2 separate regions of the Homo sapiens genome follow, and region 2 is linked to region 1. The links are chromatin loops, found by intact Hi-C in ENCODE. Cell type or tissue: PC-3. All regions are shown on one strand. Links, peaks and the distances in the headings refer to the core of each region. The heading gives the core; the rest is flanking DNA. Region 1 holds the start of PGLYRP4 (peptidoglycan recognition protein 4). Region 2 has its middle 31 kb from the start of S100A7.

Region 1 (9,201 bases), core at 714-8,713:
CCGGAAGATTGCTTCACAGGTGAGCAGTGTGGTAATGCTGCCAGGAAGGGGGCTGGGGCGGGGCAGGAAATGTTCACAGAGCGCCTTCTGCTTTTTTGTGAAATTCCCAGCCCTGGCCTGAAACTGGTTTGGGAGGAAGCTGGTTGTTTAGTTCATTTCCCTTCTATCCTAAGGCCCTACTCTCCCCGAGCGAGCCTGCTGCTCCTCTGGCACCACTCAGCCCCCCATCCCCTTTGAGGTTGAAGCAGGCTGAGGACCTATGGGGGCCTGACCCTCTCGGCTGCCCCCCATGGGCAGTCTGCCCCTTCCTTTTAGTCCAACAAGGATGGTCTGAGCTCTCACCCATGCTTGCCTGGCTCTGTGATACTTAGGATGGCGAGGGGTTGGTGTTCTTAGATTCATAGGGTGAGATTTGGGGTTAGAAGGGTTCTCAGAGGTGGGCAACCCTCTTGCATTGTAGATGAAGAAACTGACACCCGGAGATGGACCTGAGCAAGGTCACATAGCTGGTTGCTGACTTGGCAGGAAGGGGACCCAGCTATTCTGGTTCCTGGTTAAGGGCAATTCTGATGATACCTTCCTCTTGCAGTCTGAGTGAGAGAGCCTCAGGGCGAATATGTTTCTAGCATCTCTCAGCATCATTTTTCTAAATCCTGCTCCCAGCAAGGGTTCCAGGAACTTATAACTTGGGAGACAACTGTTTTTACTTAGCCTCCTGGTGGGCAAGATGTGTCCTTCTCCTGCTACGAACCTCCAGTTGCTCCCCATTGCCTATGGAGAAAGCTTGGCTTAGCCCTGCGCACAAAGCCCTCTTGGAATGGCCCTGCCTGTCCGGCCAGCTTCCCTTTCACTACCTCCCTGCCCACTGTGGGAACACAGGGCCCACCTCCCACCTTGCCACCCCAGGAGTGCCCTTCCCCTACTCCACAGTGATATCCTGCCCGCCCCCACGGCTCAGTTCTAATGCACTCTCTTCCAAGGAGACTGCTCTGTGCTTCCCATTTGGAAACAGTTTCTGTCTTCCTGACTATGATTCTCATACCACTTCTGGCTCTCAACACTTGCTTTCCTGGAGTAAAATTATATACATATTTTGCCTCTGTCCAACAATTGGCTGTAGATCCTCAAAGGTAGGTTCTCATTCATGTTCTCCTTCTCCTATGCACACAGCCCGGGGCTTGGCAAGAGAGACACCCTCGGATTTGCTGATTGATCCTTGCTGAAGTCCTTGCTGGCATCCTTTCCCGTCACCCCTGGAAGCCAGTATGGATGATCCACCCTGGGACTCCCTCTTGCTTGCTGCCCCCTCTCTCTATCAGGAAAGATGGTTCTCTTCTTCTACCTGCACTGGTTATTTTGTTCTGTCTCCATGAAGCCTTCCTTTATTGCCCCAGCCCCTCCTGACTGCTTTGTCCTCTGAAAGCCTGAGGCAATCTCTGTGTGTGCTAAGCATTGGCCCTAAGCATGGCCTGCCTCACACTGCTGAGATGCACCTGGAGTAGTGGTTAAGACTTCAGACTGTCTGTGTGACCTTAGGCAGTTTACTTAACTTCTCTGTGCCTTACTTTTCTTATCAATAAAATAGGATAATATCAGGACTTACCTTGAGGATTGCGACAATACATGGAAAGTTGGGAAGAGCTCAGTAAATAAAAGGTATTATTACTAATAATCTTTTCATTCATTTATGCAACAAATATTTGTTGAGCACCTACTGAGTGCCAGATATGAATGCTAGATGCTGGGAGAACTTGATGAGTGAGTCGCAATACAAAGGGGAGACATAATCTTATATCCTGTCTTCCAAATTACGTTTTAAACTCTTGGTAGCTAAGGACAGGGCTTGGCACAGTGCTAAGCACACAGCAAGCATCTAATAAATAAATGAGTGCTTGAATACATGAGTCGCCTACGAATGAATGAACGGTGCAGACACAGCTCAGGAATACATGAGGTAGATTTCCTATCCAAGTCCACCTTCCATTGTTTAAGCTAATAGAGGAAACCCAGCCAGCAGCCAGCAGCCAGCAGCCAGCAGCCAACCCTGTGTGCCAGTGCAGCCTGTTCTGCAGTCCCTGCACAGCCCCAGGCGCCCTTCCTGTGTGCTCCCATGGCGCCCTCTGCTGCCTCTGACAAAGCACTTCTCACTCAGGACCAAGGATCTCCAACTCACCCTTGCGGGAACCAGACCCAAGGTGAAGCTGGTGGGGCATGAGAACATCAACGGCAGCAGTAGGGCAACTTGTGGCCACTGATATGGGGCCTCAGGGTTGGGGACACTGGACAGTGGTGGCAACTGTGGGGAATGAGAACGTTCCTACCTTGAAGGGACAGCCAGTGTCAGGCCAGGGCTGCCACGTGGGAAAGTAGACCAGATGTTCTTGGACCTCCTGAGGGCCCAGGACATCTGAAGCTTTATATGAAAATTCCTGTTTAATACAATTTGTCCATTAATTTAAAATAAAAACAAAAAAAGCATGACAATGAAGCAGGGTGTGTGTGACTCAAACCCTGAGTGATGGTGTGCGGCAGGCATCTCTGCTTTGTCATGGAGCTCTCAACTTTCAGGTGGACTTTCTGATTCCTCCACACCACTGTGGCTCCTCTAGGCAGGGATGCTGCCTGCTACCCTCCAAAGTCTTAGCACCAGGCAAGGGCTGGCTCAGAGGCACTGGATGAACGCTTGTTGATTGAATAAATTCAGGAGTGCATGAATCAATGATGAAATGAGTGAATGTGACATAAACACTGGCCTGTCACCCTCTGTTCTGTGACTTTCTGCAGAGCCACTGACTGTGGTCATTTAGTGCTGATTCAGAATGAAAGTAAAATAGGGAGTTGGGGGAGAGAAGGCTCAGCAGTGGGTGGGAATGAGCAGCTGGTCAGGGTTTCAAAACAGACGGGAATCTGCACTTGGGGGATCTGATGCTGACAGTGGGCCCCCATCTTAGAAGGCCACTGCAGGCCCCCAGGTTCCAGGCTAGCCCAGGCGCAGGTGAGGCCAGGGCTGAGCCATTCTGGTTCTGACCGGAGCAGACAATTCCTGGCATGATCAGTAGGTGGCCGACACCCACCTGCCTCCTCACTGCCAGCCGAGGCCAGAGGTTGGACTGAGGGATGGTGGGATGGGGGTCTTCCCCTCTGGGTACTGATTTTCCAGGGAAAGTCGGAGCCTTCTGCTAGGGCATGAAGTGGGTGGGCCAATTTTCCTGGCTCTGTACAATGACTCGAGGTTTTCACTGGGAGAAAAGGGTGTGGCTTTTTGGGTTAAAAAACAAATAAGTGGCCGGGCACGGTGGCTCACGCCTGTAATCCCAGCACTTTGGGAGCACGAGGCGGGTGGATCACAAGGTCAGGAGTTCGAGACTAGCATGGCCAACATGGTGAAACCTCCATCTTTACTAAAGATACAAAAAATTAGCCGGGTGTGGTGGTGCGCACCTGTAATCCCAGCTACTCAGGAGGCTGAGGTAGGAGAACCGCTTGAACCTGGGAGGCAGAGGTTGCAGTGAGCCAAGATCGCGCCATTGCACTCTGGCCTGGGTGGCAGGGTGAGACTCCATTTCAAACAAACAAACAACCAAGCAAGTAAACAAACAAGCAGGCAGAGGTTCCTGCAGCTACCATCAAATCACTGTGCTCTTTCCCAGATGCCTGGGACCCACTGCGGGTCTGTCTTTCCCTTCTCTGCAGCTCCCACTGTGGTCTTTCAGGGAGCTTTACCCCTCCTGTGTTGTAATGGGGGTGTTACAGCAGGCACACAGTGGGACCCGGACTGAGGGACTGAGCTGGTTTTAGTCCTTAGCTTTCTCAGACTTGCTGGTGGTCTTTAGAAGTGATTTCCATGTTCGGGCCTCCATTTTCTTATCCATTACATGAGGAGATTGGGACAGCTGACCCTTAGGTCATTTCTAGCACAGATTCCAAGTTTTGATGGACTCTTGGTGGGCTTCATGACTACTACTAGCCTCATGGCCCCTGGACACTGTCTCCTGGCTTACTTGCTCCACCTGCAGGTGAAGTCAGGTCCCTCTCCTCACAGGGACTCTGATGCCTGAGGCCCAGCCCCACTCAGGCTGCGCACAGCCTGCTGCCTATTCCTCCACTCCCTGTCTTCCTCCTTGCTGGGAGTCCCAAGTGCTCTTCCTTGGAGATCTCTGGGTACGGGTCTCCTAACCACAAGCGCCCTAACATCCCCCATTTCCCCAGTGCTCATTCTAGACTCTAGTGCATTAGGATGACTTACAGAAGCTATCCACGGGTAGCTTCAGACCATTGTTCTACCACGTTTGGGCTCAGTCCACATCAAGCTTTGACCACCCCTGGCATCCTTGTGGCCTCCCTTGACTGGCCATCCTGAGGTCTCTGAGGCCCTCTGCTGAGAGCAGCCGCACTCCCTGCCCCCATGCTGGGCTGCTCCAGCATCCACAGTGAGGACCCTCCAATGATCTGGCTTCTTAGACATTCAACCTAAGCTTCCCCAAGTCTGGACCTCTCCCCCTGTCTCCACCTTGGCTGCCTCTGCTCATCATCCTCCTAATTTCTCAGACATGCCACCTTCAAAATTGAGAAAGCTGGCATTCCCTTTTGTTGCCTGGCTTCTGTTGCTCCAACCCTTTCTCCTCCCCGATCTCTTGGGAACCTGGCTTTTGCGCTCACTATGTCCCTAGGTTCCAGATCTCTGCAGAAATTTTTGGCGAGTATCTCAGCATCTGGCTTTTGGCATCCTCTGCTCTCAGGACTCCCTTTGAAGTCCACAGCCCTTTGTAAAGAATAAAGGGTTTTCACACTCAGCAGGCATTATAATCACTGGCGTTTGGATCTGTCTCCCTCATTATATTATTAACTACTTGAGAGCAGTGTTCTCAATGTACTCATCCCTGGATGATAAGCTTTGCATATGAGTGACACCTGACAAATGTTTGCAGAATAAAATGAATGACTGGCTTGGTTTGGCCAGAACTTATGCTTAGGAGATGGCTATGCCCTGTAATTATGAAGGCGTTGGTGGATAAAGCTAGTTAGAAAAAAAAAAGACGTGCCACACAGAAGCATGAAGGTAAGGAAGGAAGTGGAAGGGAGTGATGGATAAAAGAGGTTGCTCAGAGACTCCTAGTGAGTGAAAGGTGACTCCGGAGTTATCAGAGGGCGCATGCTGCCACCTTGTGGCCTATCTGCATCAGGACAGCCTGTGGGATTCCTTTGGCCCCAGGTTTTTAATCTTTTTGCTCTCTGGACCCTTTTATATGTATTCATAGAAGTTATTGAGTATCCCAAAGAGCTTTTGTGGATTAGATGTATCAGTATTTACTACATTAAAAGTTTAAAAAATTTAAAATGATTTATTAACTCACTTAAAGTACCATTAATAAACACATTACGTATTACCACGTTTTTAAACAATTAAAAATAATTATATATATATGTCAAAAGCTAGTGAGAAGAGTGTTTTTTTTTCACATTTTTGCAGACCTTTTTACTGTATGGCTTCAAAGAAGACAGCTGGTTTATCACATCTACTTCTGCATACAAGGTATTGCTGTATGTTGCTTTGGTTGAAGATTTGAAGAAAATCCAATCTCCCACAGATAAGTAGTTGCAAAGGGGATGAATACATTAATAGCCTTTAAATATATAATTGTGGATATTCTTCTCTCATATTACATCAAAACCCAACAAGTGATGGTTTCTCAAAGGTTAGTTGCAACGTAAAGTCTGAAACCATATCAATGAATTATTTGTTCTCTGTTACATTAGAATCAATTGGTCCCTCTTAAAATTTAATGGATCTTTTATCCAAACTTTGTGACTTCATATATTGATCATTTGGAAAATATTGGTTGACTGAGTTATGTACGTCTTCTAAATGCTGACATCATTTATTACTCTCTATATATACATATTTATATATATCACACACACATATAAATAAACCACATTTGGCCGGGCGTGGTGGCTCACGCCTGTAATCCCAGCACTTTGGGAGGCTGAGGCGGGCAGATCATGAGGTCAGGAGATCGAGACCATCCTGGCTAACACTATGAAACACCATCTCTACTAAAAATACAAAAAATTAGCCATGTGTGGTAGCACATGCCTGTAGTCTCAGCTACTTGGGACACTGAGGCAGGAGAATCACTTGAACCCGGGAGGCAGAGGTTGCAGCGAGCAGAGATCATGCCACTGAATTCCAGCCTGGGCGACAGAGATAGATTCCGTCTCAAAAACAAACAAAACAAAACAAAACAAAAAAAGCAAAAAAGCCCCACCACATTTGTTAATATCACCACTGATCCTGTCAGTAGTCTTCAAATATTGGGAAGCTGTCAAACTCATGGTGGCAGACACAAATTTTCCAAAATTCAAATTTTTGACTGAAAGCTCCAATTTTATTATGCTAACAAATTGTAGTTGTTTTCCCGGAAGTGAAAGGCTCACTTTGTTAATTTTCAAGAAAATGTATGCCGCATACCCAAATATGAGTATCCATAGTTTGGCTATCATTTGTTCTATGTTATTTGTTCACGGCGTCCATGAAAAGTGGCTGGTTCAGCTCACAACTGTAGCACACAAATGCTTTTCCTTGAGAGAATCAGGGTTGAGATTTAATAAAATGAGTAATTTTCACTGCTTCATCAAAAACATTCCTAAGTGAGCCTCCTTTTCTTGAAAGAATACATTGTGAAGAATACAATGACTGCTAGTGCAGTCTGACGCCACACATAGGTTCATGTCTCTAACGGTTTTTTCTACCATTGTTTTTGTGTCATCAGTGCAAATATCAGCACAGTGAGGAAAGTGAGGAGCCGGGAGTCTTGGTTTGTGGGCAGTTTCCTGTGGTGGGAAGTTCAGAGAATATTGTTCTGGAATTAGTTTTGATCTCATGGACCCCCCCAAGGGGTCTTGGGGTCCCCCAGTTTCCCCTGGGCCACTTTTTGAGAACCACTGCCTTAGGTACTTGAAGGTATGCATTATTTGAGGCAGGTCGGTGTGCTGGCTTGCTTTTCCTTTCCATTTCTTCTTTTGACACCTTTTAAAAGAGTGTCCTGTTTAAGTCTTTCTTTCTTTCTCTCTTTCTTTCTTTCTTTTTTCTTTCTTTCTTTCTTTCTTTCTTTCTCTCTTTCTTTCTTTCTTTTTTCTTTCTTTCTTTCCTTTCTTTCTTTCTTTCTCTCTCTCTCCCTCTCTCTCTCTCCCTCCCTCCCTCCCTCCCTTCCTTCCTTCTTTATCTGACAAATGCTTATTGAGTTTCTAACATGTGTCAGCATTATGCCAGACACTAAGCTAAACCCTGAGACTACAGAATAAAGTAAATTCCCACTTCTGTGAAATTCACAGCTGGAGGGAGGCTTAAGACAGAGGACAAAAAAATGTAAATATAAATAATGATAGTATTAAAGGCAGGTAAAGAGATAGACTTGGGAACTGCTCTTGAGGAGATTATAATTACAATTCATTCAGGTGCTAGAATGGAGAAGAGAGACTCTGAGCCTCTACCAGTCCCAACTAGTCACGGAGCCCTTTCCAAAGATGCCAGGCTGAAGTGGAGCCTCTGGGCGCAGGTGGGGAGCGAGGCTGGGCACTTGGGAAGGGTCTTGAGATGGTGGGAGGTGGGGCAGAGAGCACTGGGAGCCTGCTCTGGCAGCGTGGAGTGAGATGGGGCTGGGGGCCAGATAATTTAGGACTTAGGAGGTCCTCTCGGGATTCTGAGTTCACAGAATCAGAGAGGGACAACCCACACTGCTCTCTTCCTCCCTCCCGATGCCCTCGTCCCGGACAGCCCTCAGTCTGTTAGTCCTCAAGAATCTGTTGGTCTCTGGATGGGGCAGAGAATCTGTTGGTCCCCTTTGGCAGCCACCACCCAATCTCTTCTTGGGCTTCCCCTCCCCAAGCCGCTCCAAAAAGGGGAACCGAGTCTCCTCAAGTCCTTGGTGCCCCGGATGCAAGCCCAGAAACCTTCTCATTTTGAGAACTGTTCTACTTATTTAGGATGGGCGGCCAGCAAAAGGCATGGAGAAACAGCATGTTGCCAGGCTGGGGAAACTACCAGGGTCCCTACAGTGCTGGTCCCAGGCTGCAGTTCTTGGTCTCCTTCATCTCTGTCTCTGGCTCTGCCCCACATTCACCCTCACCCCAGGACAGAGCTCAGCAGCCCCTGCTCATCACACAGCTCCAGCCTGGGTCTGGGTGCATGACTGGGATGAATGCCAGGTAGACCTGGCGCATGCTCAATGGGCCCCATCCAGAGAGCGCTCCTGGGGAGCCCAGTCTGAGAGTGGGACTGCAGCTCACTGAGAGCAACTGTTCTGGATTCAGGGCACTTCCTAAGTGTCTAGGGAGGCTGCCCCACCCTCCGGGACATGAGAGGCTCTGCAGGTCCCCGTGGAGACTGCATCCTACTGCGTTCTTGGAAAGTGTCATGCAGAGTTTCCTCTGTGAAGACTCAAGGGCTGTAAGTCCAGGTTGCAGAATGTGGAATGAGATTAGGTGACAACTGGAACATGGCGAGGAGCTGGAGATTCTTGGTTTGTGGGAGGCTTTCTGTGGTAGGTGGCAGCTTGATGCCGACGGTGGGGAGTGGCAGGCGGGAGGATGATGGGCAGACATGTAAGCTATTGGGGCAGAATTAGGCATCGTGAGCTGTTTCCTGAGATTGTACCTCCCAGTTTCTCTCTGTCCATCCTGACCCTGCTCATGACCCTGGTAAAAGGTGGTGTTGGTGAGTGACTTCAATCCACAGTCTTCAGGCTCCTGGAGCAGAACTTCACAGGCAGGAAGTTTCTAGATGTTGCAGACACAACCCTCAGGCCCTGCAGGCTTTCCCAGGTTGGGGCTGAGGACGAGCTCTCGGGAGTGTTGGGCAATCTTGCCCTTTCCCAGGGAGGAGCTACCTGGGCTTATTCACAGGGCGGGTCCCCAGGTGCTCTCAGCCTGAGTCTGGTCCCACTTGCATTTCTCCAGGTGCTGTGAAAGGAGCTGGCTCAGAGCCTTGCCCTCTGTCTTCCCTTCTCCCCATCTTTTGTTAGGGATCCTGGGCTCTCTTCTCTCTGGGAAGCTAGAGCCCGAGTGCTCCATTCCCAGGGAGGGAGTGCCCTCTAGGGCTAGGGAGAGTGAAGGCTGGAGGAGAAGGCGCCAGTTGGTGAAGAAGGGCAGGGCCTGGAGGCCAAGTCTGGAAGGGAAGGAGCTGCTGGCCAATCAGGGGCA
Region 2 (9,201 bases), core at 950-8,949, 140 kb before region 1:
TGTAGGATGAGGTGATGGGGTGGGCGTGGGGTGAGGCACGGGCCACTGGGGTAATACCTGCCATGGGTCCTGGGGAGGGATGAGGTCACAGCCTGCTGTTCTGAGAGGCGGGTGGGGAAGCCAGGCCAGCAGGCAAAGAGAATCTTATGTGTTCTGCATTTTAAGGATAGGATAATCTCTGGGAAAAATCCAACATACTTTGGGAGTGGATCCTCTTTGTCTCAGGGCAGTTCAGAGCAGGTGTGACCCCAAGCAAATGTCCCCTGGGGCCAGCCTGTCCTCCCCAGCTGGGTGTTCACCTACCATGCTCGCCCTTGCTTGTTGTTGCTTTGCTCCAGTAGCTTTCCCTCAGCTGGCCCGAGGGACTCAGAATGAGAGCCTGTGGCCCTAACCAAAGAGTGACCTCTAGGGAGCTCTTATTTCAGGGGAAGACCACTCATGACCACAGGAGCTCCTAGTCTCACGGTAAGGATAGGGCATCACCATAGCTTCTCCCTGCGTGGGTCAGAGTGACCCCAAAACTGATCCCCCCTCTTTCACCTCCAGTCTGATGGCAAGAAGTCAATGATGTGTCCCCTGGCCTCCTGGGAGCAGTGGTTGGGTGAGGGGTGACATCAGTACTCTTAATTTAGAAAGTGGGTGGGACCAGGGGAAGGGTCTCGTAATAGACCTAGGCCATTGCCAAGATTGGCCAGCAGGGGGCGGAGTAGACCTTAGCAGGAGAGGGCAGGCAGAGGAAGGAGGGAAAAGGGAGGAGATGGTTTGATGGAAAGGGCTCTCAGAAGGAAGGTGGGGAGGGGCTTGGTGGGAGCTGGGAAGGTGCCATCCTGCTTCATACCTTGGCTTTGGCAGGGGAGGTCTGCATGGTCTTCTTGAGGAGAGAGAAAATAATTACAGAGACACTGGAATGGTTGAGCTGCAGAATTTACCAAACCAGGGACCTCTTATGTCTAGGTTCTCATTATATGAAATAATAATCCTCTATTTATAATCCACTTTAAATCAATTAATGTATTTTTTTTGCAATCAAAAGGCTCCCAACTGTTGCAAATTTCCTTTTCCAAGACTAATTAGGGAGGGACACTCAATCTCCAGCTCCCCTCTTTGTTGCTGAAATCAGACATCATCCATGCCAAGGTTCTGCTCACCAGAAGCTCAGCCCCTAGCAAGCAGGACCTGCCTAGGGGTGGGGGGGTTGACTTTTCCTTTGCCTCCATGCCCCTTAGTGGCACTTGGTTTTGAGGAAGACTCTCCTCCTCTGCTGCACTCTGAATTTTCTCTAACCTCAGGAAAATCTAGTGGCTTTCCTTTTTAGATGGAAATGATGCTTCACTGAGAATCTCCCATCCTGATATTTAACAACATCATCTACATTCATGAATGTGTTGATGTTTTCCATCTGTGTTGTTTTGTGTTGGGTGGAAATTGAGATAAGGGTTGAATTTTGCATGTGGCTCAAGGTATAGGCCAGATATTTCATGCATGAATACAGGTTCCATAGGCAGAAATGAGCACCAGAATATACAGACTCCTGTAATTTGTGGGAATCTTGGCGAGGGCTTTGGACATATTCGGGGGGTGCAGGGTGGAATCAGGGCAGGGTGGTGGTAGTTACGAACAGAGAGGCCCCTGCTGACATGTAGGCATCAAATGCAGTTCAGAATTTTTAATTTATAGATTCTAGTAGAGAAGACTATATAAAGATTTCTATTTTGGAGGTAGATGTAGAAAAGCTTGAAGTGGCCAGAGATAGTGTTTGTGGTGCAGATAGCAGAGATGATACCCTAAGACCTGTGAAAGCAGTCACAAAAAGCTGCGCTTTGTTTGTTAAAGATGTTAGCTGTGGTTTATGAGATGTGCTGCTTTGGATGATGGAAGATTAAGCCTGTGTTGGCATGGTGATGGAAAACATGTTGTTCACAAATAAAGTCTTTGTGAACATGTCCTTCTTTGATTCAGAATTGAGGCAGGCAGAGCCTGCTCCCATGGGCTGAGAATTTGCAAGCCAGGGTGGCCTCACCAGCTATTTGCTCTGGGGCCATGACCTCAAGAGTAGGGTCCTGGTTTTCGTTACACGAAACAAACATTTATGGTAGCCAAATGATGATGATTGTGTAATTACAAGACTGGATAAAGTGATGGAGGAAATACAATCTCAAGCATTTGTGGAAGGTAGAGGGCAGAAGGGTTGTTGTGGTTAGGGAGGCTTCACAGAGCAAGCAGGACTTGACAGGACTTGATCTGGGCTCGGAAGGTGGCCACCGTGAGACCTGTCAGACTGGAGCAGACTGTGCTACAGCTCCTGGGGAGGAACATGCCTGGGGTGGGCCGTGGAGGGCCTCACACGCAAGGGCTGGAGGGGTTAGAATTGGTATGCTGATTTAATAAAGAGGAGGAAGTCACAGAAGGAAGAAGTCACATACCTGGATATTTAGAAAATAGTAGAGGGGGCTGGGCGTGGTGGCTCCCGCCTGTAATCCCGGCACTTTAGGCCAAGATGGGCAGATCACCTGAGGTCAGGAGTTCCAGAGAAGCCTGAACAACGTGATGAAACCCTGTCTCTACTAAAAATACAAAAATTAGCTGGGTGTGGTGGCCTGTGCCTGTAGTCCCAGCTGCTGGGGAGGCTGAGGCAGGAGAATTGCTTGAACCTGGGGAGCAGAAGTTGCAGCGAGCCGAGATTGCACCACTGCACTTCAGCCTGGGCGACAGAGCAAAACTCCATTTCAAAAGAAAAAAAAAAAAAGAGAGAAAATAGTAGAGGTGTCACGCCAAGCTGCATCAGTGGAAAAAGCCAAGTGGAATAACTCAAGCATCATTTTTCTCACCCCCAAACTTCTCATGGGGGTTTCATTATCTGATTCCATCTTCCGTTTTCCATATATTTGCTCAATCCCTTCTTTTCCTAGTGATACAGGCAGGAGGCAGGAGTTCAGCCCAAGTGGACCCCTTGGCCAGAGAGTGTCTGGTTGGGACTTATGGATTATGTCCAATTTCTGGGTGGCAACAGAGAGGGTGGCTGGAGATTGAGTGTCCCTTCATTATTCTTGGAATAGGAAATTCTGAGAATATTGGAATAGGAATTCCAAGAATATTATTCTTGGAATAGGAATAGTCTTGGAAAAGGAAATTTGTACCATTTGAGATCCTTCCAGTTGTAAACAAATAAAATAACTGGTTTAAAGTGGATTATAAATATAAGTTTATTATCTCATATAATAAGAAATCTAGAGATAAGAGATCCCTGCAGCTCAACCATTCCAGTTTCACGGTAATTCTTTTCTCTCTTCTTGAGAAGCAATAAGCACAGCTCCTTCCATGACAATGTCCAAAGTAAATAGGGGTGGGCGCAGTGGTTCATGCCTGTAATCCCAGTACTTTGGGAGGCCAAGGCAGGTGGATTGCTTGAGATCAGGAGTTCGAGACCAGCCTGACTAACATGGTGAGACCCTGTCTCTACTAAAAATACAAAAAATTAGCTGGGCATGGTGGTGCATGCCTGTAGTCCTAGCTACTCAGGGGGCTGAGGCAGGAGAATTGCTTGAACTCGGGGGGAGGAGGTTGCAGTGAGCCAAGATGGCGCCACTGCACTCCAGCCTGGGCAACAGAGCAGGACTCTGTCTCAAAAAAAACCAACCAAACCAAAACAAACCAAAACAAAACAAAAACCAAAACAAAGTAAATAGGGAGTGCAGGGAACTTTTTTTTTTCTCCCAAAACTTTTTTTTTTTGTTTTTTTGGAGAAAGGCAGAAAATCTTTCTCATAAACTCTCCAGAAGACATCTCCTTCATATCACCAGCCAGAACTAGGTCCCATCTAGGCCACTTCTAGAGGCACAGGAGGCTTGGAGACCAAGTCTTTGGCATTGTTGGCCTTTGTTGTGGAAGGTGTGGTCTGCCAGCAAGAAGGAAGGAGAGGGGACTGGTGGATGGTTGGTGACCAGCAGTGACTACTGCAAACCCAAGGAACAGAGGAGTGGCAGAATTACTGCAGAGGGGAGGCAAGAAGACCAAGTCCTTGGGGTTTGCAGGGAAAGAGGAGGCAAGCTCTTGTGTTTAAGAATACCTGTGTGGTGGGTTCAAGGTGCACTGTAGATTGAGTGCTTTGGCTTTGTGTGAGGGACACCCCACGGCACCTGTGCTAGAGTTTACTTAGACGGCGAGACCAAAGCCACCTCAGTCTCTGTTTTTCCTCCTGTAGTTTCAACCACGAGGATTCACCTTGAATTCACAGAGTGGAGGCTGGCATTGTCTCCTGGGCAACATATTCCTCCTTCCTCTATGAGGAAAAACTCCCCAGAGGCCGGACACTCCTGGGAGTGGGTAGAAATGAAGACCTGGGGAGGGGTAGAGACAAGAACTCATCTCTTTCTCTTGAACTTCCAGGTCTGAACTCCCTGCCCTTAGCAGTGGGAGGAGAGGGGTGCAGAAGGGCAACGGCAGATGTCTGCCTGATGGGGAAGAAGCAGCCCCAGCTGGGGAGTTCCTAGCTTTGTGAGGGGCAGTGCTCTGACCAGGCTAGGCTGGAAGTCAGGGGCTGACTGTGAGGGGCTTTGTGGGTGGGGATGCTTGGCAGAGGGGAGGGATCATGAGTGCTGAGTGGGGGGCGGGGAGGGGCTGGGAAGGGATTTGGTGAAAGGCTTATGGGGTCCTGGGCTGGAGATGGGGTTCTTCAAACATGCTGAGGGGTGATGGTGGGGTTTCCTGGACCTCCCACCCCAAGACAACTGAGGAGGCTTCAGTGCCTCCCTCTTCTATCTTGTGTGTCACACTCTGTGGCTTGCCAACCAAGACTGTCAGCGGATTGCGTAGGTGTTTCCTCTCTCAGAAGTCAGTGGAGTCCCCCATTTCTTCAAAGAAAGCATGAGTGCCTGCCTTAGGGATCTGGAGCTCTGAGTTAAGTCTCCTTCAGTTCTTCACCAGCCCTGCGGCTTGGGCAAGCCACTTCACCTCTCCCAGTCTTGTTTTCGTCATCTATGAAACAGCAGCACTGTGGGGTCAGATTGACTGCTGTGTGAATCACAGCTCAGCCTCTGTTAGCCTCTGTTAGCTCTGTGTCTTCAGACAAATTAACCTCTTTGGTTTGCTTGCAGAGTTTTTGTCTAGAGTTTTCAATCACTCACTTCCAGATGAGTATTGCACTTACTTTTGCCAGGTGCAGGGCCTAACAGCAGCAGCAGCAACAGTGAAAAATCAAAGCAAAAGGGATAATGTCTCGTTTCGTCATTAGGAGGGATTCATATTACACCGTGAGGTTGGCTGGGGCTCAGATGAAGTCACCATTCTGACTGCTGTCATAAAAACTAAATGGGATAAAGAGGGTTTTGTAATCTGCGAAGGCTGCCAGGACAGACGTAAGGATGAATCAATCCCTGGGAAGGAAGCCCAGATGGTGGCTTTTCAGACTTGACAACAGGTGGCGGCTCCCGCCCTCAGGGTGGGACTCTTGGATGGGCCCTGTCCAGCTCCAGGACCAGGTAGGCCTGGAGGGGCCTTTCCTCCCGGGGAAAGGAAGTGGCATGCATCCAGAGTTCCCAAAGTGGCGATTCCATTTACCTTGCTCAGTATTTGACTCTCTCGTCCTCCTGTTTGAGACGGGAGGAATGATGGTGGGTGAGGAATTCGGGAAAGCCGCTTTCATCCCTCCTTTTGCAGTGAACTCGGCCCAATCCCACTTGTCCAGGAGTGTTCTGCACCACCCCACCTCGGGGTTCAGGAGGAAAAGGCCACTATATGGCTTTAATTTTAGGATTGAGATAGAACTTTAATAAATTTGAAGGTTCAGTGTTAGAGCCTTCAAGTTTTGCAGTTTCATGGCAGTGGTTGAATGTTCCCATTTGTGCCCTTGAATTCCCTGATTGTGATTCGCACTGTTGTCCCCACCACTCCACTGCCACTACCACCGCCACTCCACTGCCACTACCACCGCCACTCCACTGCCACTACCACCGCCACTCCGCTGCCACTACCACAGCCACTCCACTGCCTTTACCACCGTCACTTCTGCTATTGTAGAGTCACAGCTCACAAGGTGGGTAGCACGAGAGCTAAAAATAAACAGGTTTAAACTAGGTGTCAGAGTCCAGCAATTAAGGGCAAGGATTCTAGAGCCAGACTGCCTGAGTTCAAATCCAGGTGTGACCATTTACTGCCTGTGTGATCTTGGGCAAATTACATAATCCTATAGTGCCTCAGCTTTCACATCTGTAAAGTGGGGGTGATAATAATAGCTCCTACCTTTTAAATGTGTTGTAATGATTAAATACATTCATAGATGTAAAGCCTTTTTTTTGAGATGGAGTCTCACTCTATTGCCCAGGCTGGAGTGCAGTGGTGCGATCTTGGCTCACTGCAACCTCCGCCTCCCGGGTTCAAGCGATTCTCCTGCCTCAGGCTTCCGAGTAGCTGGAATTACAGGCGCCCGCCACTGTGCCTGGCTAATTTTTGTATTTTTAGTAGAGATGGGGTTTCACCATGTTGGCCAGGCTGGTCTCGAACTCCTGACCTCAGGTGATCCGCCCACCTCAGCCTCCCAAAGTGCTGGGATTACAGGCATGAGCCATCGCGCCTGACCTGAATATTTTTTATTCCATTTTACAGGCAGAGAAACTGAGGCTCAGAGATGTAACTTGTCACATCCACATAGCTAGGAAGTAGAGGAACCAGGTTCAAACCTGTGATTTTTGGCCCCCAAGGCTAGTGCTCTTCACTACGGGTTTATACACTGCAGCCTCCACAACTGCGTTGCTTTTTTTAGCACAAGGGCAGTGTCTCACACATCTTTCCAGCACACACAGGCCTTGCCTCGTGAGCCTGGCACTTGGCACGTGTGATTTTAGTGTGATAAAGACTCTGGTATGTCTGGGCTTCCTTCCAGGGTGTACTCACTTTCCAGAGCTTTCTAATTTGTGTTTTTCATACTGTGTTCAAGCCCTTGTATGAGGAAGCCAGCCCTATCTGGATTTCCTTCCTAGTGACTCCAGGGCAAGCAGTAGTGCAGGAGACTCAGGGAGGAGGGTGCTGGAGGGCAGTGCCATCTACCCAGACAGATGTCGGCTTGGTCTCTCATTCCCAGTCATTAGCTCAGAGCTTTTGGTGTCCTGGGTGGTTAGCAGTTGGATAAGGGCAAAGACCCTTTTTTTTTTTTGTATTAAAAAAATGGATATATCATGGCTGACTCTGGGCATGCTGCCTATGAGTTAGTCCTGCTCCGCAAGGAGCAGTACTGGTCATTAAAGATTGCTGTCTAACACTACCAGCTCACCAAAGAATTAAAAAAGATTGATATATCCTAGTTGTACATATTTTTGGGGTACATGTAATGTTTTGATACAGGTATATAGTGTGTAATGATCCAATCAGGGTAATTGGAATATTCATAACCTCAAATACTTATCTTTTGTGTTAGAAACAGTACAATTCTTCTTTTCTAGCTATTTTCACATTTACAATAAATTATTGTTAATGTAATTTCCCTATTGTATTATCTAGTACTATCAAATACTAGAACTTAGTATCTAGAACTTATCAAATACTAGAACTTATTCCTTCTATATAACTGTATTCTGTATTCCTTCTATATAACCCTTTATATATTTCTTTTCATTCCCCTCTCCTTCTCCCCTTCCCAGCAATTGAATTCCCATTCAATTTCTTTTTATTCCCCTCTCCCTCTTCCCTTCCCAGCCTCTGGTAAGACTCCCATTCTCTAGATGAGATTTACTTGCTTCTTGCTCCATTTCAGAGACAGAGAAGAAGACAATGGCCTCAGTAAGATATACATAAGATGATCTTCTAGGCAGTAATACTAGTGACCATGGCAGAGAGAACTTGACTGGACTTGTGTTTCATGCAATGTAAGAAAAGCAGGCACAGCAAAAGAGAACCCACACTCCCCCACATCCCCTGCAATGTAACAAATAACATAAGGAATGCTTGATTACCCACCAGCTTAAGATAGAAACCATCACCAAAGACCTAAATGTAAGAGCGAAAACTATAAAACTCTTTAAAAACAGGGGAAAAGCTTAACAATGTTAGATTTGGCGATGAGTTCTTGGATAATGGTGGGAGGATTGCTTGAGCCTGGTAGGCAGAGGTTGCAGTGAGCTGAGATCCCACCACTGCAAAAAAAAAAAAAAGAGAAAAAGAAACAGAAACAGGGTCCCACTCTGCTGCCCAGGCTGGAGTGCAGTGGCAGGATCATGGCTCACCATAGCTTCAAACTCCTGGGCTCAGGTGATCCTCCCACCTCAGCTTCCCAAGTAACTGGGACCACAGGTGCACACCACCACACCTGGCTAAATATATTTATTTTTTTTTGTAGAGATGGAGTCTCACTATGTTGCCCAGGCTGGTTTCAAACTCCTGGGCTTAAGCGATCCTCCTGGCTCAGCTTCTCAAAATGCTAGGATGCCTGGCCCATTTTTAAGTTTTTTTTTTCTTTTTTTTTGAGATGGAGTTTCGCTCTTGTCACCCAGGCTGGTGTGCAATGGTGTGCTCTCGGTTCACTGCAACATCCGCCTGCCGGGTTTCAAGCTATTCTCCCATCTCAGCCTCCTGAGTAGCTGGGATTAAAGGCATGCGCCACTACACCAGGCTAATTTTTGTATTTTTAGTAGAGAGGGGGTTTCATCATGTTGGCCAGTCTGCTCTTGAACTCCTGACCTCATGTGATCTGCCTGCCTTGGCCTCCCAAAGTGCTGGGATTACAGGCATGAGCCACCATGCCCGGCCTAAATTTTTTTTTTTAATTAAGTTTTTAACTCTTTTTTTTTTTTGCATATTATGTGATGCAGAATGAAATCTAAATCTGTTTTTTATGTATATGGATACTTAATTATCCCAGTGTCACTTACTGACTCGGCTGTCATTTCCCACTGATTTGCAATCTCCCCACCCCGTGCCTCAGTGTCTCATGCAATGCCCACCTGTCTCACAGATCACGTTTCCATTTATGTACGGGCCTAATTCTAGGATGTCTGCTTTGTTCTGCTTTTCTATCTCTATGCCTTCACTTTCATGTCTTGGCGATCACTGCTTTACATAAGTCTTCTCTCTGGTAGGCCACATCCACCATCTCGTTCAACTTCAAAATTATCTAGGCTCTTCCAGATACATTTCAAAACTGGTGTATCTTGCTGGGTTGATTTCTAGATATTTCAATGGTTTGTTCTATAACAAATGGCATTGTTAACTTTT

What was found. Hi-C counts contacts between places; a loop is a spot of excess contacts. Peaks named below come from ENCODE experiments on the same cell type or tissue, not always from the same donor. Only the 100,000 strongest peaks of a DNase experiment are listed, where the experiment ranks them.
Region 2: it touches region 1 in a loop (7-fold over the local background); 102 of 110 quality-filtered maps call a loop at or near these places.

The regions. Positions count from the first base shown.
Region 1 is chr1:153,348,583-153,357,783 of GRCh38, reverse strand. PGLYRP4 (peptidoglycan recognition protein 4) reads left to right here and starts at 8,943. Exons shown (of 9, transcript NM_020393.4): 1 at 8,943-9,201. RefSeq lists silencers at 3,984-4,033, 5,059-5,108. In PC-3, for the core only: CTCF peaks have their summits at 2,118 (motif pointing left), 3,071, 4,004 (motif pointing left), 5,161 (motif pointing left) and 1 weaker place; DNase peaks (open chromatin) are centred at 2,103, 4,013 and 5,143; H3K27ac peaks cover 508 bases; H3K27me3 peaks cover 2,786 bases.
Region 2 is chr1:153,486,583-153,495,783 of GRCh38, reverse strand. No RefSeq gene overlaps it. Among named protein-coding and RNA genes, the nearest start is that of S100A7, 31 kb to the right of the region's middle. In PC-3, for the core only: no CTCF peak of the experiment used is centred there; DNase peaks (open chromatin) are centred at 4,953 and 5,353; H3K4me3 peaks cover 528 bases; H3K27ac peaks cover 2,506 bases.